Linked DNA regions of Mus musculus: regions 1, 2, 3 and 4 are each linked to region 5. A link is a loop called in an ENCODE intact Hi-C map of the cell type or tissue named here. Cell type or tissue: heart. All regions are shown on one strand. Links, peaks and the distances in the headings refer to the core of each region. The heading gives the core; the rest is flanking DNA. Region 1 holds the start of Dad1 (defender against cell death 1). Region 2 holds the start of Mrpl52 (mitochondrial ribosomal protein L52). Region 3 holds the start of Lrp10 (low-density lipoprotein receptor-related protein 10). Region 4 has its middle 3.1 kb from the start of Slc7a7. Region 5 holds the start of Oxa1l (oxidase assembly 1-like).

Region 1 (5,826 bases), core at 1-5,000, 110 kb before region 5:
AAAGATGCTCACAAAAATACTTTTAAAAGAACATTAAAAAAAAAAAAAAGCAAAAGCTGGGGCTGGGGCTGGAGAGATGGCTCAGTGGTTAAGAGCACTGACTGCTCTTCCAGAGGTCCTGAGTTCAATTCCCAGCAACCACATGGTGGCTCACAACCATCTGTAATAAGATCTTCTGCACTCCTCTGCTATGTCTGAAGACAGCTACAATGTACTCACATAAGTAAATAAATCTTTAAAAGAAAAAAAAAAAAGCAAAAGTCATCTACCAAAAAAAAAAAAAAAAGAAAGACAGATGGGATGAAAGAGAGAGTGTGAGCGCACTAACCTAACTTTCCAGCAAATCACTTTTTTTCTATGTAGTTCTGGTAAGTCAGGACTTAACTCAGAGGCTTGTGAAGATGGGTGGCTTCAACAGGAGAGACCTTACTTAAATCAGCTGTTAGCCCCACTCTGTTCCTACACTTCCATAACCAGAGGCTAAATAAGTAAGAGGTTCTCAGCCTCTTACTGTTCTCTGTCGGGAACAGTACTGGGCACAGTAGAGAGGTTTGTCAGACCTGGCTAATGGTGCTAACATATCCTGATGGTTAGGGTGTAGCCTCCAGAAACTGGACCAAAAACCAAAGACACTATGATGACCACTGAATAAGCTGACTTTGCAGCTCTAGCTCTGACTGGGGCACAAGTCGGCTGGGGCCTATTTAAGTTCTGAAAAGTAAAATTGTTCCCAGTGGGCCTGACCTAGCAATGTGAATGTGTACATGTGACGTGAGGTTTATGTTAAGACACTAAATCAAGTCTCCAGACAAGTCCAATGCTATATTTTGTCTCTGCCCAAACCAGCTGTAATTCACTGAGGAAAACAATTGCTAATAAACCCCCAAAACACTGCTGACTGACCATGATACATTTGGTAGTAACATTCCTAAGCCAAACCTGTTCCCAGTATTCTCTCAGTTCCATGGGGCAAGAAAAGTCAGACTTCAGATGAAATCCATGGCGGCAATCCTCATTAAACCTGGAAGTCTGTAAGGTTATTAAATGTGTAGAAGAAAGAAGAGCTAATACACAATTGTGTGAATAAAAATTGAGTTGAGGGTAAAGAGAAAAAGCACATAAATTATGCACAGAAATAAGTAGGGGCAACTAAAAAGCCAGCATCAATTGGGTTGCCTCCTCACAAGCAGTCACTAATATTTATATTCCTATACTATCACCAAAGTCTTCTCCTAGATGAAGTAGGGATTAGGCCAAAGTGATAGAAATGTCTCAGCTTGGCATTTTAATTTAAAGCTCTACCAACTTTAAATTTGTGTTAAAGTTTCATCAAGGTAGGATATTTTTCCTTAGAGAAGTATTAATTGCGACGAACACCAGAAGACTATTTCTTTACATATTCAGTTTCAACTCCTGTTAGGCATTAGAAACGTGACATTTCTGAGCCTGCTTCCTGGATCCCAAGAAGTAAGCGTGACTTCACAGACGACGGCCTTCTACAAACTACCAAAGGGTACCGTGAGGACGAAGCTGCGCGCCAAAGTGGGACATTATGACCAGGATACAGAATCATTACCCGCTAGGATGAAGCTGCCCACACAAGAGATGAAGCCAGAGAGGAAAGAGTTGAAGGGGAAGGTGCCCACGAGGAGACAGTAGCCGAACTGCAGCGCCCCGGTCAGCAGTATATAAAGGAGATAGGCGTCCAGCAACTTCAGCCGCTGCGGAGTGGAGCTCAAGTACTCCTCCAGGAACCGGGAGATGACGGACACCACAGACGCCGACATGACGAACACGGGGACTTCGGATACCGGACGACCACAGACGATGTGGCTCGCGCGTGCGCGTTAGCGGGCCCTAGCCACGCCCACACCGGCGGGCCAATTGGCTCCGGCGTAAAGGCCAGCCTTGGTGCGTCACAATTAATGCGCAGACACAGGCTGCATACCCAGACTGAGAACTACAAACGGAAATAAATTAATGCTCCTGCGCAGGGCCTATCTCCCCCTCTGGAGACGTGTACTATAGCCTTATTTCCGCCCTGCGTTTGTTGACGCCCTCTGTTGCTCTGGCGACGAGATTTGTGACCGGAACAAGGGGAGAGGTTTAACAGCGGACAGAGACGCTTCCCAGAGAGTTCCGGCTCTCTTTGATCCCCCTCAGTGGTCTAGCTTGGGAATCTGCTTAGAGACCAAGCTGGCGGTCCAGGGACTTAACCTGCCTGGCCCTAATTCTCTTAAAAGCTCTATCTTCAGATGCCTATGACCGATCATTAGAGCAGGTCAAGTTCCTCCGCAGTGAGAACTATGCTTATACGGGCCAAGCGCCGGTTTACACTGGCGGGAGAGGGTTGACCTCTACAGGATCCTGAACTGGAAGGCTGAATCTGGGCCCCACGAAGAACCTAAGCCAGCAGGTATTCATTCATTCAACAAACGCTCGTTGAGTACCAAGGAGGTCCAATAGCTGTAGTTATATTGTAGGAATTTTTAGGTTAATCAGTCACTGTCTAAAAAGAGAGATAGTCACTTGTGCGTAGAGTGAAGGGTCAGGATCAGCAGCAAACTGACATTGTACAACAGGTATTGTTATAATATTCCTTGAATGGCTCCAAAGAGCATATTTGTTTCAACCTGATCCTCTGAATCATTTTATAGAAAAAGAATTGAAAGTTTGAGGTTTTAACAAGTACAATTAACTGCTTTTTAGCGTTTTAGCTGAAGAAAACTTAAGTTCTGCCTTCTGGTTTGCACTGCCATTACAAGTTCACAATAACCCGACCTTCTAAACCTAGTATCTCATCTTTCAGTTAAAAAGTCTACCCGCATAGAATCCGGTACTTCATTTCAGCGTTTAAGACACTTCCAACTGCCCTGCCTAACTAGTTGAGCAGCATTTCTAAACCCGCAACTGAACTACTGTCGCTTGTTATCTGTATTTAGCCCGGAAACACTTAGCGCCACAATCCAATAAGACGTAAATAGCCCTGCCCAGGTTCCAGTGAATCACTCGTGTCTTTGGAAAGCCTTAGTCTGTTAAAAGAGGTAAATCCATATTCACAAGAGAGAAGTTTGCACTCCTAGAAATGTAGCCTCTGTGCTCTTGTGTTACTGTAGAGTGGGTGGGATGTGGAAGGATAACCAGACGGGTTCCTACTCCACATAATATGAAATGCATCTGCAATTGAACCCTTCTCCCTGTCTCAGCACAAGTAGAACAGATTCCTCTGGTCGTCAACTTAAGGCCAAATGGGCTAACTGGCTGTTTCTAATTATCCAGTAATGAATTCTTCCAGAAGTTCCTGTGCCATCATCCCAGCACCTTCCAGAAGTGTCTTAGCCTTTGATCTTTGTCATTAACATCTTCATAGGAGTTCCCTAGGAAGACAGAATCAATGCAAGACATCACTTATTGAGACAAGCATACTCATTCTAAGACAAAGCCATTCTGAACTCCAGATTTTCTCAGCTACCTGAATTAACAATACGGAAAAGTTTTGTTTTGTGTTCAGTATATGAACATAACTAAACTCTCAATAGGGATTCATACGGTCATTGGTTTTGAGTAGTGTGAGTCAGAACATTACTATGTGTAAAAAGCTCATGTGCAGAGGGATAGTAGATAAAAGTTCAAGTTCCAGAGTCAGACAAAGAGGGTGTTAAACTTTGATTCTACATACTACTAATTACTTAACTTGAGACTGATCACTTAACATTTAATTCTTGCTTTCCTTCTTTGTGTTCTTTTTGACAAGGTTTCTTTATGTAGCCTCGCCTGGAAATTACTATGTATCCCAGAATGGATTCAAATTTGCAATCCTCCTGCCTCTGCTTACTGAGTGCTGAAATTTCAGGTATATGCCACTATGGTCTCATTTTCCATCTCCATGACATGGAAATAACAATACCTGAATCACAGCACTGTTTTCGTTGGGGTTAAATGAAATAATGTCAAACATTAAGCAGCAAAGTCCAGAGCCCATGATAAATGCCCAGAAGATGTTTGCACTTGCTAACAATTATTCATTCTGACATGAACGACCTCTGTTTCTCCAAATAATTAAAACTCGGCCATACTGCAAAGCTCCAATACTTTGGGCATGCAAAAGATGATGCTAGCACTGTAAATCTGATGACTGGCAAAGACACATTGGGTTTTAAGTCAAATCAGAAGTCAGAGAAGACCTTAGAGGCTTCATTACTAAGGTGCTCCACAATATAAGATATGGGAGAGTAGAGGGGGCATACTCTGTGATTCTTCCATTCTTTCTCCTAAGAAATTATATTATCAGCCCGGCAGTAGTGGTGCACGCCTTTAATCCCAGCACTTGGGAGGCAGAGGCAGGTGAATTCCTGAGTTGGAGGCCAGCCTGGTCTACAGAGTGAGTTCCAGGACAGCCAGGGCTACACAGATAAACCCTGTCTCAAAAAAAAAAAACAAAAACAAAACAAAACCAGAAAAAAAATAAAAAAAAGTACAGTACTTTATGTACTCTTTTTGTATCAAATCATGTATGTTTTAAAAGATATGTTTTTAAGATAGGATATATTCTTCCATATGTGTCTTGACTTCAAGATAAGAAGGGGAGAATACATTTTTCTCTCCAGAGGCCTGTCTAGAGTAGGTACCAAGAGTTCATTTCATTGTATATAATTCTAGAAGATCTACTCAATCCTGAGTTATATCAATTCTGGGAATACCTTAGGATAACTTTTGTTATAAAGAACATTTTCCATATACTTGAAATTCTTCCTTCTAAACAACTATGCTAACGCTTATTTGGAACATGTGGAGACAGAATACTAATGCTCTCTGCATATATGTTCTAGAATCTAAAGTCCTAATACCAGTCGCACCTGATCAGCCTTTCCCAAAAGGACCCACATTTTATAGGTTATCAGATTATGGGAGCTTTTGTTGTCCTAGAACTTAGTACTTCATTCTGTCAGCTACTTAGTACTTAGTACCCTCAGAATTTAGTACTTCATTCTTAGCACTTAATGCTTCATTCTGTCAGCCAGGCATGCTTACTAGCCTGCTTGTCCATGCATTCACCAAGTGCCAAGCACATACCTTGCTGTGGGCAGGGAGCAAAGCAGGGTGCTAAACAGACAAGACTCCCCCCTGAAACTTAATTTCTGGAGGAGGGGCAAATGAGTATGGATTATGCAAGAGCCTTTTAAAATGGTGTTCTGAGGAAAATAAACTAAAGTCATGTGGTGCCCTGATGATGGGGGTCTCTTTTAGAAGGAGGGAAGTTTGAACTAAGTTCTGACTACATAGTTGCCAGCTCTCCAAAACCAGCCTGGGGAGTCTGTGGGGGGGGACCACCAAAAAAGATGACTTCCTTTCTTTTTATCATTGGATTCTTTGTGTAACATAATGTTTGGCTTTGGACATAAGATACATCATTGTTAAAGTACATATGCTAAATCTTCTTTGAATTGCCTTAGTGAATTCTCACAAGCCACACACTCCAGAAGCAGCAGCAGCCAGACAAAATGACTTGCCCAAGATCAGGAAATAAATGACAAAGCTAAGAACTTGAACTTAACCCAGACTTCTGGCCATGGGTTCTATTTGTTTAACTAGTGTGTCTTCTGGAACACCAGCACCTTCAATGCAAAAAAAAAAAAAAAAAAAAAAAAAAAGCAGCTTTCTAGCCTCAAACCAAACTAACTGAATTAGATTCTGAGGATGGCAATCAGGAGGCTGCGTTGTTATCAAGCCTACCCAATGACTGTGTATAGTGAATTGTGGGACCACTGAGCTTGGCTAAAATCATGGATGGACATTTCTGAAAATTCCAGTTCTCTTCAACTTTAA
Region 2 (5,900 bases), core at 273-5,272, 66 kb after region 5:
AAGAAAGAAAGAAAGAAAGAAAGAAAGAAAGAAAGAAAGAAAGAAAGAAAGAAAGAAAGAAAGAGAGAGAAAGAAAGAAATTTGCCTTAAAATAGGTGAAACTTCCTATTCTTTAGTATCTTATCTATTTGAAACTTTTAGAGGCACACCCTAACTGCTTCCCTTCAGGACACACCCAACTGCATCTGACAGCTTCTGTATTTCGTTAGCAATTAGGTTTTCTAATGTATAATAATCAAATATCCTGTAACAGAGAACTAAGAACTCAAGAGTTTCTAGACCAGTCTGGGTTACAGAGCAAGACCCTGTCTCATAATGGGAAAGGAAAGGCTAGGGAGGAAAGATGGAGGAAATAAAAAAGGGAAAGGAAGGAAAAAGGAGTTCCTCAAAGGCAAAAATAAATACCAAAGAGAATAAAGCAAGCCAGGCATGGTGGTACTAACTGGTAATCCCAGTATTCAAAAGGCTGATTGATGCAGGAGCATTGAGGGCAGCCAGGGCTACCTAGCAGGCACTGGGTCATCCAGAGCTACTTAGCAAGATGCCTATCTCAAAAGAGGTGCTGGGGAGAAAGGAAGCTCTAGCTTATAGGTTGAATATCCTTTATTTGAAATGCTTGGTATTGTTAGCATCACGGGCCTTGATCGGTCTTGTTTCTACTGTCAGCTAAAGAATTAATAGGCAGGAAATCCTCAGATGTGACAGGTAGCAGTGGAGAAATCTCCAACATCGCAAACAGCTCAGACAGAATCAGCAACTGAAGAAAGGCTTTATTGAAGGGTGAAGCAACATATACATGCATCACACACAGAGAAAAGTGCCTTTGCAAAGCCAAGAAGGGGGACTCAGAAGACTGAAAATCTAGTCCTTTTCCAAGGCTGGAGTTTTTAAGTCTCTGAAGTTTTCCTCCCCTAATTTAGGGTTGGTAAATTTAAAGAGAAAAAGGATGGCTGATTGGCCCACAACTGTCTTGGAACATGTACCAATCCAGCCTTGAATTCCTGGAGTCAGTCTATCAGCAGATCTACTGGGAGGGAGAGAAAGCCCACAAGATTCTTTGTTTTATGCTGCCAGGCTTTTGTCTCAGGCTAGGAGGAGAGGAAGAAACCAGACATCGTGGAAATTCATCATTATCTAGTCATGGTCTTTTATCTGTCTGCCTACCAGGGAATCTGTCCAACTCTTGGGCCCTTAATACAGAAATGCCTGATTTGGGAACATTTGAATATATGTTTGTTGGGGATGGACCTGAATTCTAAGCATAAAATTCTTTCATGCTGAATGTTATTTTTGAGTATGCTAAGGATGAATCCACAGTCTAAGCATGCTAGACAAGTATTCCACCACAGCATCATCGCCAGCCCTTAGTGCACCTGATTTTTTTTGACAAAAATTCCGTCATGACTTCGGGTGTGTAATTCTCCATCGTAGCATCATGTTTGGATTCAACAGGTTTGGTTTGGGAGCACTTCAGTTTCCAGGTTTAATCCACTCAAAAAGTATACCTAACTCATGAGAATGTGTGGTTTAAAATTAGAATCAGAGTCACCTTACATCCCTGCATTCGGGAGCAGAGGCAGATGTATCTCAATGAGTTCGATGCCAACCTAGGCTACATACTGAGTACCATAGTTACATGGTGAGACCTTGTTTAAAAAAAAAAAAAAATAATAACTGGCACCAGTACAACTTCCTCAAAAAAATGTTTAACAGTGTCCTCAGATCCGTGCTTCCATACATAGTCTTGCAAATGACATATACTTCCCTTCCCACCACTGGGCTGCACTATTAGTCATGTCTGTGATCATTTGTCTTCCTAGACTCAAATGCCTTATCTGGACTGTTTTTTAGCTACCCCTATAATCTCCTAACCCATTCACCACTTCTTCGACTCCGTTGGATGAGAACCAAATTTTTCCAACTCGTTCTACACTTGATCATATCAGAAAACAAACGTTAAAATGAAGCAGAAGGCTGCACAATGAGGTTCGTTGGATGCGACACTTCTGAGTTACCCTAAATTTCCCAAGTCTGGAGAACGTCCGGGAAAGGACTTGGAAACAGCTGCGAAGGATTCGGTCACAGGTATCTCAACCACCTCGGAGGGTGCAAGATGCACGCGCGGGGCAGTTCCTCCTGTTCAGAACACTCAGCCCACAGCTGACTCCCACTTCCGTACGATAACGCAAGATGGTGGGACCGGCGATTGAAAACCACATTCAAGATGTCGGCTTCCGGTTTTCCCGGCAGCGTCCCGCGTGGCTGCCGGGGCCACGCCCACTTCCGGTTCCCTTGCTCCGGCATGGCTGCCTTAGGGACCTGGCTGTCCAGTGAGTGATTGTGGGGTTGGGGACACGGGAGCCGCGGGGCGACCAGCCCTCTAACTCCCTGCTCTTCCATTAGGTGTCCGGAGATTGCACTGCAGCGTAGTGGCGCGGGCCGGTGGCCAGTGGCGACTCCAGTGAGTGCCGTGCCGGGCGGGGGCGCGGCGGGACCTAGTATCCCGCCGCGTCCTCACCCACACTGTCTCCCCCACCCAGGCAAGGGCTGGCTGCCAACCCTTCCGGCTATGGGCCCCTCACGGAGCTCCCTGACTGGTCCTTCGCGGGTGAGCCTTGATGTCAAGGGTTTTTTGTTTTTGTTTTTTTTCCTCCGAGACCACCGGGGTAAGGGTTGGGGGCGTGTCTGGGAAAATAGTGAACCTTTTACTTGAGTTGGAGGACTGCAGCTCTACCTTTGCCTGACTGTGTAGCCGGGTGTTAGTTCACCCCTGAGGTTTTAGGTTTGGAGAGCTGAGGCAGAGGGATTGCTGTGAGGTTAGTGCTATGTAAGGAATCCTTGATTATCCTGAACTACAGAATGAGACCCTGTGTATCAATCAAGAAATAGTAATTGGCTAAGGAAAGTTAGCTGTCAGGATCGTATCCTGAAGGTATAAGGAAATACTAACGTGGGCTGTTCTGGGCTTGGAAGTATGTATGACTTTTATCCTCTCAGAAGGATAAAACTCTCACATGTGTGGTGAGTGTATTTTGACAATTCGTTTGCAAATGTACAAGGAATTCTTTGAAAAGCTGCTGAAAAGAACACCGAAGATCCCTACAAGTCTGAAATGGCAGACTCAGTACAGAGAAGTCTTTTTCTCTTTAAAAAAAAAAAAAAAAAAAAAACTTATGGACTGAAGGATGCCTTTAAAATGCGGTGCCTGTTCTTCCGGAGGACATGGGTTCGATTCCCAACACCCACAGGGTGACTCACAATTGCTTGTAACTCCAGTTCCAGGGGATCCAATGTCATCTTTTCACTTCCACCTTTACCAGGCACCCACATGGTGCACAGACATACATACAAACACAACACCCAAGCACATAAAAATAAAACTTTAAAAAAAGCAAAATTAAAAGAGAGTAGTGACGCATGCCTGCAATCGGCACTCACGAGGCAGAAGCACTGAGAGCTAGGGGATAGCCTTGGCTACATAGTGAAACCTTGCCTCAAAAATCAAGAGTGAGGGAGAAAAAAAACCCTATATTTCATTATACAATGAGATGAAGTTTAGCAAAGAGACACATTGAGTGAAGGGTTTCTGAAGAGAAAAGTGAGTTCAGCTTGGCAGACGGCCCTAGGTCCATGCTAATGACAGGGTTAAATGATAGGAAGAGCGTGCCTATGAAGTCATTTCGTGATTCTGTTGGACCTCACCTCTGAGGCTAGGTGAGTTTTAGTTGTGGTTGTGAACTGGGATCCTCCTCAGTATTGTTTTTGATGAGCAGAACTGGGCCCTGAACCTACAGCCTCACGCACGCCAGCATCCACCCAACCAACCATAGTCAGGGTGACCTGGAAAAGTGGAGCTAGGGGCTTACTCTTCTCCAATCCCTATCACACCAGTGTTTGGACAGGATCCCCAGACCACATTTAACACTATGCCTTTTGTTTACTTTTGTCTGTAGATGGCCGCCCTGCACCCCCAATGAAAGGCCAACTTCGAAGAAAAGCTCAAAGGGAGAAGCTTGCAGTGAGTAGCTGGGACTCTGCCAAAGGCTGTGTTTATGACTGGAGGAGGAAAATTTAAATCATCATTTATCTTCATTTTCTTTAAGATTGATTTTTACTTTATATACATGTGTTTTGCCTGTATCAATGTATGTTCATCATATGTGTTCGTGGTACCTGTAGTGGTCAGAGGAGGGTGTCAGATCCTCTGGAACTGGAATTACAGATGGTTGTGAGCTCTGGGGTGGCTACTGGGAGTTGAACCCTTGTCCCTTGCAAGAGCAGAGAGCCATCTCTACAGCCCCATAAATTAGAATCTGTTTTAAGTTGTGTTGTACTTGAGCTACTGTTTGGCAGTGCATGGGATAAAATCCAGGGCTTCCTGCCTGCTAGGCAGGCACACCAGCAGCAGCCATTTCTCCAGTCCTTACACCCAACTAACTTATCTTTTTAAAGATTTATTTATTTTTATTTATATGAGTACAATGTAGCTGTCTTCAGACACACACCAGAAGAGGGCATCAGACCCCATTACAGATGGTTGTGAGCCACCGTGTGGTTGCTGGGATTTGAACTCAGGACCTCTGGAAGAGCAATCAGTGCTCTTAACCTCTGAGCCATCTCTCCAGTCCCTTTTCTTTCTTTCGATGAGGCATGTAGACCAGGCCAGCCTCAAACTCACAAGAGATGGGCCTGCCTTCACCTCCCAAGTACTAGGATCAAAGGATGTATCCCCCTACCTGGCCAAGCTGATGTTTTACTACGACTGAGAAGGGAAGACTGGAGCGGGGCACTCTGCAGAAACCAACAGCTGACCTTCCTCAGCTTCACACCGTCAGCGTGATGCATCAGTATCCAGCTGAACACTTGGCTTTGGGGGGGGAGGGGGAGACCTGCTCAGTGGTACATATGCCTGAGCCCCAGATGTCACCTACTCTCTTCCTGTCTGTTTCAGAGACGAGTTGTACTGCTGACACAGGAAATGGATGCTGGAATACAGGCATGGAAGCTCAGGCAGCAGAAATTGCAGGAAGAAAGGAAGAAGGAACATGATCTCAAACCTAAAGGGACTTTACTGAGAAGCCCACTTCCGAATCAATAAAAAGCAGCTCCTGCCCCACTTTCCCAGACTCTCTCTGGCTTTCTTTTCTATAGTCTGAATGCTTTATCAAGTCATTTTCCCCACCACTTGTATTGATAGCAAAAGACCTTAAAATCACTGCCTGCCAGGCTTGGCCCAGTGCCCTTAGTCCTCCCCATTCCAGTTCAGCCAGATCTTGCTCTGGGATCATTTTGCCCCTAGTGCTGAAGAACGTGCCCAGAGCCTTAACAAAAGCTAAGCACACCACCACCTATCACTTGGCCTGCTTGGGATTTTTAATCAACCACAAGCAACTGCTTTGTGAGAGAAGAAAGGGGCAGCAGCAGTTTCCCTGGTTCACCCTCATACTCTTGTCACTAAGAGACCATGCACAGCTCAGATGCATACAGTTGGCATTTAATGTTTTCTTGAAAAGGTCTTTCCACCTGAGGATCTTTTTCCTTTTTAAGACATGGTCTCACGGTAGCACTGGCTGTCCTGAAACTGGCCAGGTAGACCAAGTTGTCTGGCAATCACAAAGATCCTCCCACCTCTGTCTGGATTTAAAGCCATGTGCCACCATACCTGTTAGAAGTCCCTTTCTTAACAAGCAGCTAGTATCTGGGTACATGGTCCAGGAGACACTCACACTGTAAGGCAGATATAGGAAGGATTAAACTCGGGGTCTTCTGCTGAAGGAGTAATAATCAGACTTAAGTTCCAGAGGTTAAAGAGGGTCCTTGCTTCCCCACCCCCACACACAAGGTCGCTGCCCATGACCTAGCAACCATTCATTGTATTGATCGTGAGCCTCCCTTGGATT
Region 3 (5,900 bases), core at 363-5,362, 100 kb after region 5:
CTGCCTTGAACCCTTGAGTGCTGAAACTAAAGGTATACACCAACATGACCAGCTGTTTTTACATAAAATCTATCCTAGAAAGTAGTCAGGTGTTAAAATTCTTGTTCCAGCTGGACATGGTGACGGGTTTATGATGCCATCACTTGGAAGTAGAGGCAAGAGAACCAGGAGTTCAAAGCCAGCCTAGGATACAAGAGACCTCTCAAAAACAAACAAAGTCTTTGATCTGAGGATTCTAGAATCTACCATGTCATCTCTAGCAGCAGGGAGTCTGGTCCAGACAACTTGACTGAGTCTTGTTGTCTGAGTCTAGCTCTTTTATATGCCAAGAGTTTGATTTAGAAACAAGGTATCTCAACTATTTGTGACTCAGTTTCCAACACTGACTTCTCAGAGGTGTGGTCACCTTTCAGTGAGATAATATATGCAAAATGCTATGATTAATACCTAGCAGATGGTGAGTGATTCTCTAGAAGCACTGAAAATATTTGTTGACATTTATTTTAATCATTCATCCACACACACACACACAAGTTGCAATGTATGCCACAGCACACAGGTAGATGGCATTTATTCATGTTTCATATACACATCACAAGTAGCCTGATGATAAATTTAATCAAGTATTTTTAGCAATGCTGAAGATGAAACAAAGTTTTACTGTATGGAATTTCCCACCTGTGGCACTATGTTGGTGCTCAAATTGTTTAAAACAGTGGGAGCCATTCAGATTTGAATATTCAGATTTGGGGAAGGTATTACTAAACTTCTCCATGCCAGCACTTCCTTATCTGTAAAATGGAAGTAACCATAGACTACCTCACAGGACTGTTGACAAGAGGAACAAACATCTCGCTGTTAAATATTTACTATATGTATACTAAATGTACTTAGGTATAAGCCTGAAATGTGAAAAAAAATATTCAACTTGTTATTCTTTTGTAAATATTACCCACCTGTGCCACAGGAAACCGGAAACCCACAAAATTTAATAATACTACCCTGTAACTGAGAATAATTGTTGCTATCAGATAGAAACACCTCACTTCCTATGTCTGCCAACGTGCTTAGGGCTCAATCTACAATGTTACCCTAAATGTTCACAAGTACCATAGGAGGGAGTCACACTATCATGACCCTCAATTTTTACAGGACTGCTTGAACGGAGGAGTAATTTTCTCAAGTTCACGGATCCAGCAAGTGAAGCCATATTATGTCTTTACCATTCGTAGAGATCACTGCATCTCAGCAGGAGAGCAAGCAACACTCTTGGGACAAAGGTACCCAGTCTAGGCCCCAGCCTACAGGAAGTGTCAGTTTCCAAAGCTGAGGCGGGGGCGGGAGTGATGAATAAACATTGTAACAGATAATTATAATAGCGCCTGGTAATTGGTTCAGTAAAGGCTTACTACCAGAAGCGCTACGGGATCTAAGGCGCTGGGTGAAGAAAAAGTACTGAGGATTTAAGGGTCCAAAGACACGTAGCAGTTACGGCGGGAAAAGCAGACATCCTTTGACAAGACACATCTGAAAGATAACGCAGGCGGCAGCCAAAGGGCGATCCGGAGCGTGACGGCAAAAGCAACCCGGAAAGGAGCTGAGCGCAGGTGGGCGTGGCCGCGCGGTGACTGGCAGGGGTGGGGCCAAGCTGGCCGCGCCCCTCGTCGCCGGCTGCTGGGCTTCGGCCGGGGTCCGCTGGGGCACCGCGAGCTGTGCAAAGCCGCCGTCCCCTAAGGGCCGCGGGGACCGAGCCGCACGCCGGCTCGGGGACGGGCAGTCCACAAAGTTTGGTCCGCGGAGGACGCAGCGTCGAGCCCGGCAGGTGCGGCCGGGCCTGGCCGGGGCGCTCGCGGCCTTCCGGGCGAGCACCGCCGGGCACTGGTAAGGAGCGATCAACTCTGAAGTTAGCAAGAGGCGTCACGCCTGTTCCTCTCCGCCGTGCGTCCAGCCCTGGCACCCCGAGCCTGGGTCGCACCGGGGCTATGCAGCCCCCACCCGGCGAGGAGCTTCCTGCCAGGTAGACAAGAGGCGCCCCGGGACCCTGCCGGCACCCCTGTTCAACCCAGGATGCTATCGGCCCTCCCTCTTCTTTTCCTCCTCCTCGGTAAGAGTCCCCGCCCCGGTGTCACTGCCCGCCGTCCCGCGCCCTCCTTGGTGACCCACGACCCCTGCGACCGCCGCCCCGTCGAGCCTCGGCCTCCTCTCGGGCTGTCCCACACTGTCCCTCCCACTCACAGCCAGGGAAGGCGACCTTTCGGCGAGGTCACGCACCTCCTTCCGGCTCCTCTACCCCTTCCTATAAACTGTCCGGAAGTCTCAGATGGGCCTCCCCTTGGAGTTGCCCAGGTGAAGAAAACTTGACTCTCTCTGCTGCCCTTTCTCGATTCCCCCTCTAGGAGGTGCTCTGGCCCGCCCAGACCGGATCACTTTCCCACGTTCTGGTAAGTAAAGCGAGTTCCTAGGGTTCTGGGGCATGGGAATGAAGATGCACCCTAGAGAAAAGAATCTCTCCCCTGGATCCTGGAGTCTGCTGTAATTTTAGAATAGGTATCATCCATTACTTTACAGAAGGGGAAACTGAGGCTCAATGTGAACTGGCACCTGGTAGTTGTTAAGAACCATCTCGTTTTTTTATGTGTAATATCCGTGTTTTGTCTCCCTAGTTAGGGTAAGGTCTTCCTGAGAGTAGAAACAGTATTTCTCTGCCAACTGACCCTGTGGCTGGCACAAAGCCTACAGTAACATTACTTATAGTGTGAATACTTAAGATGAAGTATAAAGAATATGGAAAAGGAGTAGGGTTGTCAACTCCTATAATCCCAGCACTTGAGAGGCAGAGGAAGGAGAATCAGTTCAAGGCCAGCCTCAGCTATATAGTGACTTTGAGGATATCCTAGGTTACAAAAGGTTTTTGTTTTTAAACAAACAAACCAAAAAAAAAAAAAAATGGAGAGGGACCAGTTGGCTGTAACTGGTGGGTGGAGATTTTTGCCATCTTGAGGCATTCAGAGGGGAAGAAGAATATTAAAGAACTCTACCAGTGTCTCCCCCCCCTTCTCCCTCTAGCTTGTGAGGCGCCCCCAGCTGTGCTCTCAGAAGTACAAGGCACTTTACAGAGGCCTCTAGGCCGGGACAGCCGAAGCTCCCCTGCCAACTGCACCTGGGTTATCCTGGGCAGCAAGGATCAGACAGTAACTGTCAGGTGAGAAATAAGGCAAGTCCCCATTTCTCTCTACTGCCCCTTCCCTCTCCCTCTGAAAAAGCCTTTGATCACCTTTCTATGATATTACCATCCTTGTCAGCAGAAGAGAATTTGGTTTGTCTGGGTCTGCTGTAAAGGCTTAGCTATGGTGGATATTTAGCTTGGGGACTGTCCATCTCAAAAGGACTCTAGAAATTATTCTGGGTTCAGCTAGACTTGTGATGAGTCCCTGAATCATAGTGTGGCCTAGTTGTTAATCAACTTAGTCCCTTCCTCAGGGTTGGGACTGTATTACTAGCTCATTGGTGGAATGCTTGTGTGGAGTGTGCAGAAGTCCTGGGTTCAGTCTCTAGCAAAACAAACCTTCTCTGGGTCTGCCTTTCTGCATTGCACTACTCCATCCTTACTCTCCCCTCCCCCTTCCTCTCCTCTTCCCCTGTCCCTTTTCCCCTCCCCTCCCCCTCCCCCCTCTCTCTTCTCACATCCTCTCCCCTTATCTCTCCTCTCCTCTCCTCTCCTTTTTTTTTTAAAGATTTATTTATTTATTTAATTTATCTGAATACACCATTGCTCTCTTCAGACATACCAGAAGAAGGCATCAGATCCCATTACAGATGGTTGTGAGCCACCATGTGGTTGCTGGGAATTGAACTCAGGACCTCTGGAAGAGCATTCGATGCTCTTAACTGCTGAACCAGCTCTCTAGCCCATCCCCCTCCCCTTTTTCTGGTTTTGAGACAGAATTTCACTGTGCAGCCCAGCAGGTTGGTATTAAGTTAGCTCCATCTCATCCTCCCAGATTTTGGGCTTTCCTGTGGAGTCACTATGCCCAGTATTCCTTTTTCTTTTTTCTTATTTTTTGGTTTTTGGTTTTCATTTGGTTGGTTTGTTGTTTGTGGTTTCTGTGTGGTTTTGGTGGTTTTTGTTTTGTTTATTTTGCTTTCAGTACTGGGAAACAACTCAGGGGTTCACACATCCTAGATGAGAGCACCCTACCTCTAAGCAACAATCCCAGCCCTGTACCCCTAAGACTCCTCATTGGGGCCCACGTCATTTGGCAGTTTGCCTCATACATTTCACTTGATGAGAACTTGCCCAGAGAGCAGGATGGTAGTGGCACACGCCTTTAATCCCAGCACTCAGGAGGCAGAGACAAGCTTAGTCTGTGATTTCGAGGCTAGCCTGGTCTAAATCCTGAGTTCCAGGATAGCTAAGGCTACATAAAGAAACTCTATCTCAAAAACAAAATAAACAAAGGAAACACAAAAGAATTTATTCAGAAAGGTATATAAAGGAGAGAACAATCTAAAAAGAGACTGTTGACCCGTGGTACAGCCCTGGGGACTTCAGATTTTCCCTTGTCACTTATGGAGCTGAGCTGTTGTGGTTAATTGAACAGATACATTTTGTCAGCTAACTACCGGGCACTGTGCTTGGGTTATGGTATTGCCACAACTGGAAAGTAATAACCCTGGTCTCACCTTGGTCCCTGAACACATCGGTTCTCTCAAAGGACTCTAGGAAGGGTCTTGTGGTCTGATGGCACCTCTGTTGGAACTTTGCCCCTTGCTTATATTTTTCCCCATCGACTCTATTGGCTGAGTTCTCATTTGGCTCTTTGAATCATGGGTAAGGAAGCATTTGTGCTTCCTGGGCTACCAGGGACCTGTCATCAAGAGGGGAGGCAGGGGTGGGGGTGGGGGAGCAAATCTCCAGAGCATCTCATGTCTTGCTCTTCTGTACCTCATAGGTTCCAGAAGCTGCATCTGGCCTGTGGCTCAGAGCATTTAATCCTGCACTCCCCTCTACAGCCACCAATCTCCCTGTGTGAGGCCCCTTCTGGCCCTTTGCAGCTACCAGGGGGCAATGTCACCATTACATACAGCTATGCTGGGGCCAGAGCACCCATGGGCCAGGGCTTCTTGCTGACTTACAGTCAAGGTAGGCTGAACAGGGTGTGTGGTGGGACCATTGGAGGAGAAGTGGGAGTCCCCCAGGAAGAGGCAAGGATCCTGGGAGTTCTGGCACTTCCCTGTCTCTTGATGCCTCTGCAGATTGGCTACTGTGCCTGCAAGAAGAATTCCAGTGCCTGAACCACCGCTGCATTCCAGCTGCTCAGCGCTGTGATGGGATTGATGCCTGCGGGGATGGCTCAGACGAGGCAGGCTGCAGCTCAGATCCATTCCCTAACCTGAACCCAGCCCCCGCACCAACTCTGGCCTGCAATCTCACCTTGGAGGACTTTTATGGGGTCTTTTCTTCCCCTGGATATTCACACCTGGCCTCAGTCTCCCACCCCCAGTCCTGCCTGTGGCTGCTGGACCCCCATGATGGCCGGAGGCTGGCAGTGCGCTTCACAGCCCTGGACTTGAGTTACGGAGATGCAGTGCATGTGTATGATGGTGCTGGACCCCCCGAGACCCCTCGACTGCTACGTAGCCTCACCCACTTCAGCAATGGCAAGGCTGTCACTGTGGAGACCCTGTCTGGTCAGGCTGTTGTGTCCTACCACACAGTTGCTTGGAGCAGTGGCCGGGGCTTTAATGCTACCTACCATGTCCGGGGCTACTGTTTACCTTGGGACAGACCCTGTGGCTTGGGCTCTGGCCTGGGGGCTAGTGAGAACCTAGGTGAGCGTTGCTATAGCGAGGCACAGCGCTGTGATGGCTCATGGGACTGTGCCGATGGCACAGATGAG
Region 4 (5,900 bases), core at 610-5,609, 52 kb after region 5:
CTGGCTCAGCACTTTCTGTGATAAGAAGGTGCTCGATCAGGAATCTCCTTTGTCAGCTCTGCCCCGGGACAGGAGGCCCAGAGGAAGGGACAGCTAACTAACTGGGTGTGCTCTCTGAAACCCCAGAGAGTCTAATAAGTTACCAAGTACAGAGCACTGGTGGCACAGACCTCTCCCCATGTGTCCTCCCTCCATGGCCCACCCAAACTTCACTTCTCTCTCTCACCCGAAACAAGAAAGGCAGGAAGGTTAGAGAATGGGACGCATTGTTCACAGGCTGAGATTGGCGGAAGTATGGGAGTGGTTCAGACGCCCCATGTGGCGCTCTAAGTGAGATCGCTGTACACTTCCCCATGCAGAGAAAGGGGTGGCTGCCTCTAAACCGGGGCATCACCCCCAAAGTCTGACCCTCGAGCGATTTCAAAAGAAATATGGTTCAGAAATGAGATCAAACTTCTAGATCCAACTCCATTCCACCATTATGCTCTTTCATTCTTAGGGAAACACACTACAACCTCTGGAGCGCCCAAAACTTCCTATGTAGGTCTCAGTACAAGCTTTCCTCCATTTCTTAAAAATATATGGAGGCCCAGACGTGAATGGCTCATACCTGTAATCCCACATCCAGAAGGTTGAGACAGGAGGGTCCTATTTGGTTAAGGCCAGACTAGAGACCCCATGTCAAAGGTGGGGGAGGGGGAGAGGGGCTGCCAAGATGAAGCCCATGATGGAAGGAGAAAATTTCCTACTGTTCTACGAGCGTGCGCGCACTACAATAAAAAAATTAGCTGAGCACCGTGGTACACACCTTTAAACCCAGCACTCTGGGGGCAAAGGCAGGGAGCTCTCTGAGTTCAAAGATCAAGGACAGCCTGGTCTACAGAGTGAGTTCTAGGGCAGCAAGGGCTATGAGGAGAAACTCTGCCTCAAAAGAAAAAAAAAACAAGCTAACATAATAATAATAATGTGTGTGTGTATGTGTGTGTGTGTGTGTGTGTGTGTGTGTGTGTGTGTATGGAAAGTTGGAGTATAGCTCAATGGTAGAGCGCTTACCTACCCCCAAGGCACAAAAATAGTGTGGAAATAAGGTTTCACTGAACTATGTTAGACAGGCCCAGAATAAACAGAAAAAGTTCTACAATTTGAAATCACAGTTTATTCTACCTTTATAATCGACTTTAACTCTGGTATACTGAGCCTTTTTTGGCAGCTTACCTGTTCTGAAACCCAACTGTGTATCCCTTCTTCTTCTACCTCTTCTTCACTCTTTGGTTATTCTACAGAAATAGTCAGAGACAGTTCATCTCTATGCTCACTCACCCTCCCAGCCCAGCCCCTTGATGTTCTTAGCTAAACCGAGATGGGATGCTGGGCTTAGGCCTCCCAAAAACTGTGCTTTGAGGATGGAGAGATGGCTCAGCAGTTGAGAGCACTTTCTGTTCTTGAGAAGACCCGAGCACCACACCCAGCACCCACATGGCAGCTCACAACTCCAGTTTCAGGAGATTTGATGCCCTCTTCTGGACTCCATAGCTACTAATACATACACGGTACATAAACACATGCAGGCAAAACACCCATACACATAAAAATGAATTTTTAAAAAAATTTTAAAGATTGCATTTCTCACAAGGCAGCCCTACATACATCTGAGATCCGTCTTGAAGACACTGCCCTTTCCTCCCAGCCTCCCCTGAAACACGTCCATGATGGTAGTGCTAACACTGCCTGAGTCCTTGTCCAGGCCAGACACCCCACTGTGCATTTCAATGCATTAGCTCGATGGAAAGTATGCAGCCAGGAAGCAGGTACCACACACTCTGCAGGGTGCCAAGTGGAGAGGAGGCAGGCAGTGAAGATCACACAGCTGTGCTGTCTCCTCAGCTTCCAGCTCTCTGGCCCGTCATTGTCTCTGGTCACCAGACCATCCCTTTAGACAGGAAGCCACCCCAGGTGGCTCCCTAATGAGTTACCTACCTAGGGCGGACTAAGATTAGATTGGAAAGCAATCTGCAGTCTTTAGGGGGACAGCCTGGGTGGAATCACTGTCACTGCCTTCCGGCTGCACCTCCCATTGTCATTTGGGGTGAAAAAGAGAAGTGACGCCCGGGCATGGTGGAGCACACCTTTAACCCCAGCACTTGGGAGGCAGAGGCTGGTGGATTTTTGAGTTCGAGACCAGCCTGGTCTACAAAGTGAGCTCCAGGGCTACACAGAGAAATCCTGTCTCGAAAAACCAAAAAAAAAAAAAACAAAAAAAAGAGAGAGAGAGAGAGAGAGAGAGAGAGAAGTGACAATGTCTACCCAGAGTACTGTGACTTCTATTGAAGACACAGAAACACACATCAAGACACCTGCCCTTTTAGGATCAAAATGCCCTTGCCGTCAGTGGAGTACAGACTCAAATGTGAATCCCTGGAAAGAATAAGGGAGAAAAGGATGTGAGGGTCCAGGAGGTTGAGCTCATGATTGATAACAAACAAACAAACAAATATACAACAAAAACCAGTGAAGTCCTTAAGGAATTGAAGGATGGATGGAACCCACACCCCAGCAAACAGCATGCCCTAGTGGTCTCTCCAGGAAGTACAACAAATGGAATCCTCTTTCCAGCTGCCAGTAAGGCCTCTGCAACCAGGCAAGACAGGCTGCCTGCCATTCATGGAAGTGCCCCCTCTTTCCTCAACCACTGCCTAGCACCAAAGGCAAGAAGACACCCCTTTTGGCTCTCACTGTAACGCTTCCACCACTCTAGAGGAACTCAGCCAGGGCAGATTTTACAGATGCTGACACACTGCTTGTCGTTTTCCCTTTCTTTTGCTGTGCTCATCGCTAAGGACATCATGGCTATTCCAGAAAAGAATACACTCATCCTAGAGCCTAAAGAAGTTCCCAGTCCAGGCCTTCCAGGGAGCAGGCAGCAGAACACCAGGCACGGAGGGCCTGGCAGAGCAGCTAGCCAGTGCTGAACTACCATGCTTCATGCTTCAACAGCACCACCAGAAATGCCCTTCCTCCGGGAACCTACACACAGCTCGGAGTCTAGACTCCTCTGCCAAGCTCAGTGAGCTACTGCGAGAACACCCTCTCTCCCCTGAGAGACCCCAAGCCTTGCCTTCCGCTCTTTAACTGGTCTGCATTGCCTCCCTTAACAACAGAAACAAAACAGATACATGCTAGTGTAGTTGGATTCCTCACCAGGCCTCCATAGCTCCATAGCCCCTCCCTCTCCAGTTCTCCATTTGTTTTTCTATATTCCACTATAGCTCAAACCGTTCCTTAAAAAAAAAAAAAAGTGAATTAAAAAAAGAAAACTGTTTACTGCTCTGACCAGAGCTTCCATTAACTACAGCTGAAGTCTCCGGACAGAGAGCTCTACCTAGACAGTGCCAGGGATAGGGGCCAAGAAATAAGGTTCTTCTTCCTCTCTCTCTTTGGCCAATTTTCAGGTACTCCATCCTCCCCCTGCGCTCCCTACACTTCCACTGCCCTTGCTTCCCCTCCTCTTACCTGTCCGGGAGACCTCTGGGCAAGTGCAGGGAGGAGGGGGCTAGCAGCACACTGGGGTGAGGGGTGGTAGTTAGAGAATGGGGGTGTGACTTCAGCAGCTGTTGACACGGAGGAGCAGAAAAGGCAGAGGGTGCCTGGGACCGAAATGGAAAACAGGAAAACACATGTGTGACTCTGGCCGGCGGTGGGGAGGGGCCAGAGGACGAGCCGGAGCTGAGACTGCCTGGTCAGACAGGGAGGTCCTCAGAGCCTGCTGCCACCCGGGCATCTCCTCTGCCGGGCTCCTCCTCCCCACCTCAGCCCAGAGCCTTCCTTGTGGCCCTAGCTTGCTGAGTAGTTAAGTGCAAAGGAAAGCGCCCTCCCGAGCCTCTCCTCCACTCTGTGTCCTAAAACTCTCCAACCTGCCTTCTGGGCTTATTTATGCCTTTGATCTCAAGATCCCGCCAGTGAAACTCAGCAGTCCTAGCTCAACAGCTTGTGCCATTTCAGCATCTAAAACAAACCAAGGAGGCCAACGAACACCAACAAAGGCCACCTGTGGGTACAGACAAGTTTGGACTCAGATATCAGCGAGCGCGAGGTCCCAGCTCAGATCTCTAATTGGCTGAGGAGTTGTCAACAACGGGTCTGAGTTACTAGGTAAAAACCAACTAGGCCTGTGCCACCCTGGGCACATTCCTAAAGTTGGCAGCTTTTCAAACCACTGTTATTTAAATATCTGTTAAATGTTTACTTTGCAGAAACAGAGAAAATGTGACCCTGGACTGAAAACGAGGAGAGGTCTGGGGAGATATTTCTGCAGGAAAAACAGCTTGCCTTCAAAACCTGACAAGCTCATCTAAGCCCCGAAACCCACAGAGGACAGAGAAAAAAAGCCACTCCCAAAAGTTGTCCTCTGGCCACACGTGGTATGCAGGGTTTACCCCTCTATTCCCTGCAGTCAGGTCTCTGTGAGCTCCTGTGAGTTTGAACCCAGACTGGCCTACATCGTGAGTTCTAGGACAGACAGGGATACATAGAGAAACTTTGTCTCAAAAAAAATTTTTTTTTCAAAGTTGTCCTCTAGTCTCTACACATGCACTGTGGATACACACACACACACACACTAATAAAAAAAGTGTTTACGGGGCTGGAGAGATGATTCGGGGGTTAAGAACACTGGCTGCTCTTTCAGAGGACTTACATTCAATTCCCAGCATCCACATGGCAGCTCACAACTGTCTGTAACTCCTGTTCCAGGAGATCTGACACCCTCACACAGACATACATGCAGGCAAAACATAAAATAAATAAAAAATAAATAAAATAAAACTTTTAAAGTTTAAACTAGACGAACCTCTTTATATTCAGAATCAAAAATATCATTTCTTGGTAGGCATATTAAACCACTGAAAATGTAGACCATACAAATATGTGTCCAGGGGAGTGGCACTTCACAGCACAAGAAGTATTTGCACAGTTCAGGTGTGACTGTGGCCTTCGGGCAGCCAGCTGTTCCATAAATTACTCCAGATAAGGACTCAAGAATTCAGGCTGGGGACTAGAGAAATGGCACGCACTGCTAATCCACAGCCGCCTCAGGCACCTCGGGCACCTCGGGCAGCACCTGACTGCCTGCATCTCTGGCCTCTAACGACTCTTGCATTCAAGTGCAGTACTCACGCACAACTCTAGCATCACTAGATGGGGAGCCAAACTATGTTACCAAAAGGCAGAAATCCGAAATCCCTGGCACGGAATCAGAAGTATTCCAAGGAAACTGTGATGCTCTTTTAGATCCCAGGCCACTTCCTGGCTGACCAGGAATCTTTAATCTTACTCCGGGGACAAGCTCAGGGTGTCAGTGAGGGAAGGTCACAGGAAGAGAGACAGAGCTGCCCCTGCTTCCCCTCACAGAAGGGGGCCTCGCGGCCTCATGCTGGGACCACACAACCTCACTCCCACCAAAGAGCTTTTGCAAAGTCTGTGCCATTGTTTGATTGCTCTCCCTGCTGAGAACATTCTTCTCTGTGACACTTTTCATTCCTGGTACTATTTGTCAACATCTCAGCCAAGAGCAGATAAGCATCATAAGAGCTCTGTTTCCCCACTGTACCCTAAGAAGGCAGGGGACCGCACACAAGCCATCAATATATATAAAAAGAAAGAAAAGAGAGAGAAGAAAGAAAGAAAGAAAGAAAGAAAGAAAGAAAGAAAGAAAGAAAGAAAGAAAGAAAGAAAGAAAGAAAGAAAGAAAGAAAGAAAGAAAGAAAGAAAGAAAGAAAGAGGGAGGGAGGGAAGGTAGGAAGGAAGGAAAGAAAGAAAGAAAGAAAGAAAGAAAGAAAGAAAGAAAGAAAGAAAGAGAGAGAGAGAGAGAGAGAGAGAGAGAGAGAGAAAGAAAGAAAGAAAGA
Region 5 (5,900 bases), core at 321-5,320:
GCAAACACTTTACCCTCTGAGCTGCATCCCCTGTGTCTTCAATCTAAGTCTCTCGGATTTTGTTTCTGGCTCTCATAGTTTCTTTCTTTCTTTATTTTTTTCCCCAACCTTTAAACCCTGACACCTGGCACTGCAGCATTCTTTTCTGCTAATTCATCATCTCTGTTGTTTCTGGGTGGCTTGTGTTCTGTTGTTTCTGGGTGGCTTGTGTTCTGTTGTTTCTGGGTGGCTTGTGTTCTGTTGTTTCTGGGTGGCTTGTTTTCTGTTGTTTCTGGGTAAACTGTGTTCTGTTGTTTCTGGGTGGCTTGTTTTACTTTTCTCTGCTCCTACTAATATTTCAGATTTTTTCCCCATTTTGTTTTGTTTTTGTTTTTCCAGACAGAGTTTCTCTGTGTAACCTTGACTGTCCTGGAACTCACTCTGTATACCAGGCTGGCCTTGAACTCACAGAGATCTTCCTGCCTCTGCCTCTGTAGTGCTGGGATTGAAGGTGTATGTCACCACTACCTGGCTGATATTTCATATTTTTAAAAATCATTTATTTTTATTTTATGTGTATGAGTGTTTGCCCTCATGTATGTCTGTGCACTATGTGGAGTGCCTGATACCCGATGAACTAGCAGAGAGCATCAAATCTCTTGGATTTGGAAATAGAGACTGTTTTGAGCCCACTGTATGAGTGTGAGGAATCACACTCAGGTTAACTGAACCATCTCTCCAGCCCTGATTTTTTTTTTTTAGCTCTGTTCATTTTTTATTGAACATCATGCTTATTAAATTTTATCAGATATTAAATAATGTGACTATTACATTGTTGAAATTGTTAGCGTGTATTGTCTTCCTTAAAGTAATATTTAATTTTGCCTAAACAAAAAAGATAAAATTTTCCAAGATTTTTGTTTGATTTTTGCTTTGCTTGTTTGTTGAGACAGACTTTCTTTATGCAGTCCTTGCTGTCCTAGAACTCACTGTGTAGACCAGGCTGGTCTCAAACTCACAGAAAGACATCTGTCTCTGCCTTTTGAATGCTGATATTAAAGGCCTGTTCCCACCACATCTGACAATAGATGATAGATAGATAGATAGATAGATAGATAGATAGATAGATAGATAGATAGATAGATAGACAGACAGACATTTAGGCATGCATATATGAGTGTTGTGCTTGCTTATATGTATTTGTACCACACACTTGCCTAGTATCCATAGAGACAGACAAAGGTGTCAGAACTCTTGGAACTGGAGGTGTATGTGGTTGTGAGCTGCTATGTACATACATAAGAATATGTGCACGCACACACACACACACACACACACACTCTCTCTCTCTCTCTCTCTCTCTCTCTCTCTCTCTCTCTCTCTCCAAAATAAAAGTCGCAAATTTCGGGGTTGGATATGGCTCAGCGGTTAAGACTATTTGCTGCACCATGGTGAATACCAGAGTTCAGATCCCAACACTTATGCAACAAACACCTCTAACTCCATCCCTCTTCTGGCCTCCGAGAATGTACACTCATACAACACACGACATCTATGAAATAAATAAGTTTTTATTCCTCCAAAGTATCTAGTAGCATATGAAGAAGTATATGTGATCAACCCCCTCCTTCCTGAGCAGTAATTTATTTTTCACATTACTTTTTTTTTTTAAGATAAGGTCTCCATTTTTAACCCTGGCTGGCCTTGAACTCACCACTTACCTGAGTCAGCTTCCTCTTCAGTGCTGGGATCACAGGCGTGCAGCACCATACCCACCTTATTTCAATTTATGCTTTAGGGAAGCTTTTAGTTTCAAAAAATACACAACAAAATCTACAAATAGATAGTAACAATCTTGAGACAACAGATCCAAGACATCAAGTTCAACTTTCATCTTTAGTTTCCTCGGTTATTTCCCGGAAACTGCCTTCCCTATAGCTTTGTCAGATTCCAGGCTACTTTCAAATTTCATTGGATCTGTAATTACAATATTACCTTGCAGTAAGAAAAAACCCACGCCAAGCACAGATGTAAAAGCTATTGTTTTCGCCTTTCTGGTTTGCCTGTTTGTGGGGTTAATTCTAGTTTGAGATTTTGTTTATTCATTATCTTCTTGTGACAGGCAGGGTCTCTCTGCAGTCCTGGCTAGCCTTAAACACAATAGGTAACCAAGATTCACCTCGAATTTTAGGCAATCCTCCTGCCTCCGCCTCCCAAATGCTGGGATTATAGATTTGAGGCACTATTCCAAGAGTAAAGGCCATTTTTAATCCAAGAATTATTTTAACCCAGGGAACAATTACAGTTTGGGAAATGGAAGGGAAAACAGGAAATATGCTATGTTTACACTGCCACTTAACAGCGCATCCTGTCTCTTAGTTTCTTTTCTTTTTTTTTTTTTTTTTTTTTTTTTTTTTTGATTTTCGAGACAGGGTTTCTCTGTATAGTCCTGGCTGTTGTCCTGGAACTCACTTTGTAGACCAAGCTGGCCTCGAACTCAGAAATCCGCCTGCCTCTGTCTCTTAGTTTCAATCTCTGCGGAATCTTGACTTTTTTAAACCACTTCAAATACCATCGCCTGTCTTCATTCTCCCTCACTACCTGATCTGTGACGTCAGGTCTGACTGCCTGCCCATTTCCAAAATGGCCTCCCCCGCAGCGTCAAAGTTCTGAGTGCGCGTGCGCGAGAGTAAGTTCCCTCTTCCCGGCAAGATGGCGAGGAATTTAGTGTGCGGTCGCTGGCAGCTTCTGCGACTCCTACGACCCCAGCGTTCGGTAAGGTTCCGTCCAAAGCGCGGGGATGCTGCCTTGTCCTTGTCACCTGAGCTGAGGTCACGAGCAGATGCTGACCTGGTCACTGCGACCTGCGAGTCATGACCTCCGGTCGCGTGAGGGCACCACCGGGTTACGTCCCGGGGTTGGTGGCCTGGTTTCTCTGTAGCTGTTTGGAAACTGCCTGCGACCCTGAGCCGTGACCTCTGGGCCCCGTCCCCGGGCTTCGGTAACAGGATGCGGGAGACCCTAACCGGAGCTGCACCCTGCACGCTCCAGTGCATGGCTTCGGGGCCTGTAGTCTGTGCGAGCAGAGTTGCAGCGCCCCACTGCTGCAACCGCAGGCTGTCTGCGGGAGAGGCGGGTCGGCTGGGACTCAAGGCCTTCCCTTCCTTTCACATGGTCAGTACCATAGCGTCGCAGTGTCCCTGAGACCGCTGGCCGCCGAGCTCCTCGCAGCCCGCCGGGGTAACGGGCGGCCACCCTGTGCTCTTCTCGCCGTCTTCACTCCTCGCTGCATCAGTACATCTGCCACCCTCTTTGCAGAAGCCCAGGTAAGAGGTTCCCGCTGAGGAAAGGAGCACGACTTCTTGGCCCCTTTCTTTTGGTTCTGTGTTGTTTTGTTTGTTTTGTTTTGCGGGAGACAGTGAATGTGTAGCAGAGTTCTCACACTCCTCCTAAGTTCCTCCTAATATTAACCTGTTTGGAGTAGAAGTAGATTCTCATCTCAGGCAACTCAGTGAGGAAATGCCTAAAAGTGCTGAGAAATTTGTAGGGCAGGCAAAATGACCCTGCTGTACAAAAGCTCTTGCTATTGCAACCCTGGTAAACCGAGTGCCAACCCTGGAACCCAAGTAAAGGTGGAGCAGGTTGTGGCACAATCCTAGTAACCCCAGCACTTGGGAGGCAGAGATGGATAGATCTCTGAATTCAAAACCAGCCTGGTCAACATAGAGCTGTGTAGTGTGACCTTGTCTCAAAAATGAAAAAAAATAAATAAATAAATAATGAAGGAAGAAGGCGCCACACAAAGTTCATCTCTGACTTCCACACATGCTGTGGCATGCATGCCTACATACATCACACACACAAGATAAAAAAAAATTAAGCCTGGCGGTTGGTGGCGCACGCCTTTAGTCCCAGCACTTGAGAGGCAGAGGCAGGTGGATTTCTGAGTTCGAGGCCAGCCTGGTCTACAAAGTGAGTTCCAGGACAGCCAGGGCTACACAGAGAAACCCTGTCTCTAAAAACAAAAAACAAAACAACAAAAAAATTAAATTTGCCTGGCATGGTGGCGCACGCCTTTAATCCCAGCATTTAGGAGGCAGAAGCAGGCAGATTTCTGAGTTCGAGGCCAGCCTGGTCTAAAAAGTGAGTTCCAGGACAGCCAGGGCTATGCAGAGAAACCCTGTCTCGAAAAACCAAAATAAATAAATAAATAAATAAATTTAACTAATTAATTAAATTTTGTATTATATTCAAGACACTACCAGAGGAGTGGTGGTAAGCCAATAAAGTGAAATGTGATTGTGAGTTTGTGTGTTTGTGATCTGTGTGATTCTTTGAATACTGTTTCTTAGAAGCCTGTGTAGGATTTTTCTCAGAGAGATTTATCATATTGTGTTATGAGTGTGTGTGTGTGTGTGACGGTGTGCATGTGTACATGAGTGCCCATTAGAGAGCCTGAGGCTGGAGTTACCAGTGGCTGTATGCTGCTCTACAAGGGTGCTAACGACGGAAAATGGATCCTCTGCTGGAGCTCTTAGCCCCTGAGCCATGTCTTGGGATGTAGTCAGTAACAGAGCTCTTGGTTAGCATGTACAAGGCCAACCTGAACTACAGAGCAATCAAGATCCTGCCTCCAAAACTAACCTTCCCACCCACCCACTACCATTTAAAAAAAAAAAAAAAGAAGGAAGGAAGGAAGAAAGAAAGAAAGATTGGGAAAAAAAATTGAATTAAAGAGAATTTTGGGCTGAGGGCCAGCTCAGTCAGTGGTCTGTGTTCTTGCCAGATGTGTGTGAGGCCCTGAGTTCAATTTCTAGCACAGAACAAAAGGATTCCAAGTACTGTTGATTTGGAATATGGGAAGGGCAATGACCATGATGCTCACTCAGATGACTGAAGTCTGGGAACCGTGATGTGGGAAGCAAGTTCCCTGCCTGAAGGGAAGCCATGAGACACTCTCTTAAGTTATCCTGCTAGAGGCAAAAAATATTGTCCTTTGAAGGCAGGGTTGTATGGACACCATTGGCCATCATTGAAGATCAAGAAGTCAAAGCAAGAAAATAGAGCCCAGGACTGTTAGCATAAGGGATCCTCAACTTTGTACATCCCACTCACGGCACTTGGTCTCGTTCCTCACAGGTCCAGGCACCCCCTGTTATTCCTGCTACCTCTATCCCTGCTGCAGTACCAGAGGTAGCTTCTGGAGGAGCTGCAGATGTAGTCCAGTGTGCTACCGAACCGAGCTTCACAGAACTGGGGCTTGGTTCTTACACCCCGGTGGGTCTCATCCAGAACCTCTTGGAATATATACATGTCGACCTGGGCCTGCCGTGGTGGGGAGCCATTGCCACGTGTAAGAGGACATCCTGGGCAAGGGTGGAAGAATTGGGGACAGAAGTGTAGAGGTCAGAAAATCAGGTGATTCCAAAAGGGATGGTAACATTCAACTTTTAGTTCCTAGAGAGTGTTAGAAAGCCACTTATCTGCCCACAGTGCTTGGGAGGTAGAGGAAGGAGGGTCAGCGTTCACCCTTAGTTAATTAAAGAATTCAAGGCTAGCCTCGTACCTTAGTCACTGTTCTGTGGCCATGAAGAGATGCCATGATCAAAGCAACTCCTATAAATAAAGGAAAGCATATAACTAGGGACTTGTTTACAGTTTCAAGAGTTTTAGTCCATCATCATCTCAGGGAGCAGGAAGGCAGGCAGCAGGAAGGCAGGCGTGGTGCTAGAGAAGTAGCTGAGGGCTACATACTGATCCATAGGCGGGTGGTGGGGGTGGGGGTGGGGGTGTTTACTGGGCCTGTAGCGTGCATGGGCTTTTTGAAACCTCTAAGCCCACTCCCACTGACATACTTCCTTTCACAAGGCCACACACCTCCTAATGCCACTGAAATAGTGCCACATCCAATAAATCTGATG

The links. A loop is a pair of places that touch in the nucleus more often than their neighbours do. Peaks named below come from ENCODE experiments on the same cell type or tissue, not always from the same donor. Only the 100,000 strongest peaks of a DNase experiment are listed, where the experiment ranks them.
Region 1: it touches region 5 in a loop (2.9-fold over the local background); 13 of 42 quality-filtered maps call a loop at or near these places.
Region 2: a loop joins it to region 5, with 2.4 times the contacts of the local background. A loop is called at or near these places in 15 of 42 quality-filtered maps.
Region 3: it touches region 5 in a loop (2.3-fold over the local background); 2 of 42 quality-filtered maps call a loop at or near these places.
Region 4: a loop joins it to region 5, with 4 times the contacts of the local background. A loop is called at or near these places in 16 of 42 quality-filtered maps.

What each region holds. Positions count from the first base shown.
Region 1 is chr14:54,252,056-54,257,881 of GRCm38, forward strand. It overlaps Dad1 (defender against cell death 1), which reads right to left and starts at 1,874. Exons shown (of 3, transcript NM_001113358.1): 1 at 1,577-1,874. The coding sequence starts at 1,787. It also overlaps a transcript of Abhd4 not described here. In heart, for the core only: a CTCF peak has its summit at 2,012 (motif pointing left); a DNase peak (open chromatin) is centred at 1,946; H3K4me3 peaks cover 2,640 bases; H3K27ac peaks cover 1,997 bases.
Region 2 is chr14:54,424,631-54,430,530 of GRCm38, forward strand. Mrpl52 (mitochondrial ribosomal protein L52) reads left to right here and starts at 2,279. Exons shown (of 5, transcript NM_026851.2): 1 at 2,279-2,330; 2 at 2,404-2,461; 3 at 2,541-2,608; 4 at 3,954-4,018; 5 at 4,952-5,120. The coding sequence starts at 2,303. The coding sequence ends at 5,098. In heart, for the core only: no CTCF peak of the experiment used is centred there; a DNase peak (open chromatin) is centred at 2,241; H3K4me3 peaks cover 1,982 bases; H3K27ac peaks cover 2,042 bases.
Region 3 is chr14:54,462,508-54,468,407 of GRCm38, forward strand. It overlaps Lrp10 (low-density lipoprotein receptor-related protein 10), which reads left to right and starts at 1,640. Exons shown (of 7, transcript NM_022993.3): 1 at 1,640-2,104; 2 at 2,397-2,441; 3 at 3,067-3,202; 4 at 4,953-5,143; 5 at 5,257-5,900. The coding sequence starts at 2,068. In heart, for the core only: a CTCF peak has its summit at 2,384; DNase peaks (open chromatin) are centred at 1,614, 1,964 and 2,154; H3K4me3 peaks cover 2,092 bases; H3K27ac peaks cover 1,427 bases.
Region 4 is chr14:54,410,370-54,416,269 of GRCm38, forward strand. It overlaps a transcript of Slc7a7 not described here. Among named protein-coding and RNA genes, the nearest start is that of Slc7a7, 3.1 kb to the left of the region's middle. In heart, for the core only: a CTCF peak has its summit at 2,577; DNase peaks (open chromatin) are centred at 2,652 and 3,552; H3K4me3 peaks cover 723 bases; H3K27ac peaks cover 1,664 bases.
Region 5 is chr14:54,358,164-54,364,063 of GRCm38, forward strand. It overlaps Oxa1l (oxidase assembly 1-like), which reads left to right and starts at 2,678. Exons shown (of 10, transcript NM_026936.3): 1 at 2,678-2,754; 2 at 3,159-3,305; 3 at 5,119-5,332. The coding sequence starts at 2,692. In heart, for the core only: a CTCF peak has its summit at 3,044; a DNase peak (open chromatin) is centred at 2,758; H3K4me3 peaks cover 1,753 bases; H3K27ac peaks cover 1,573 bases.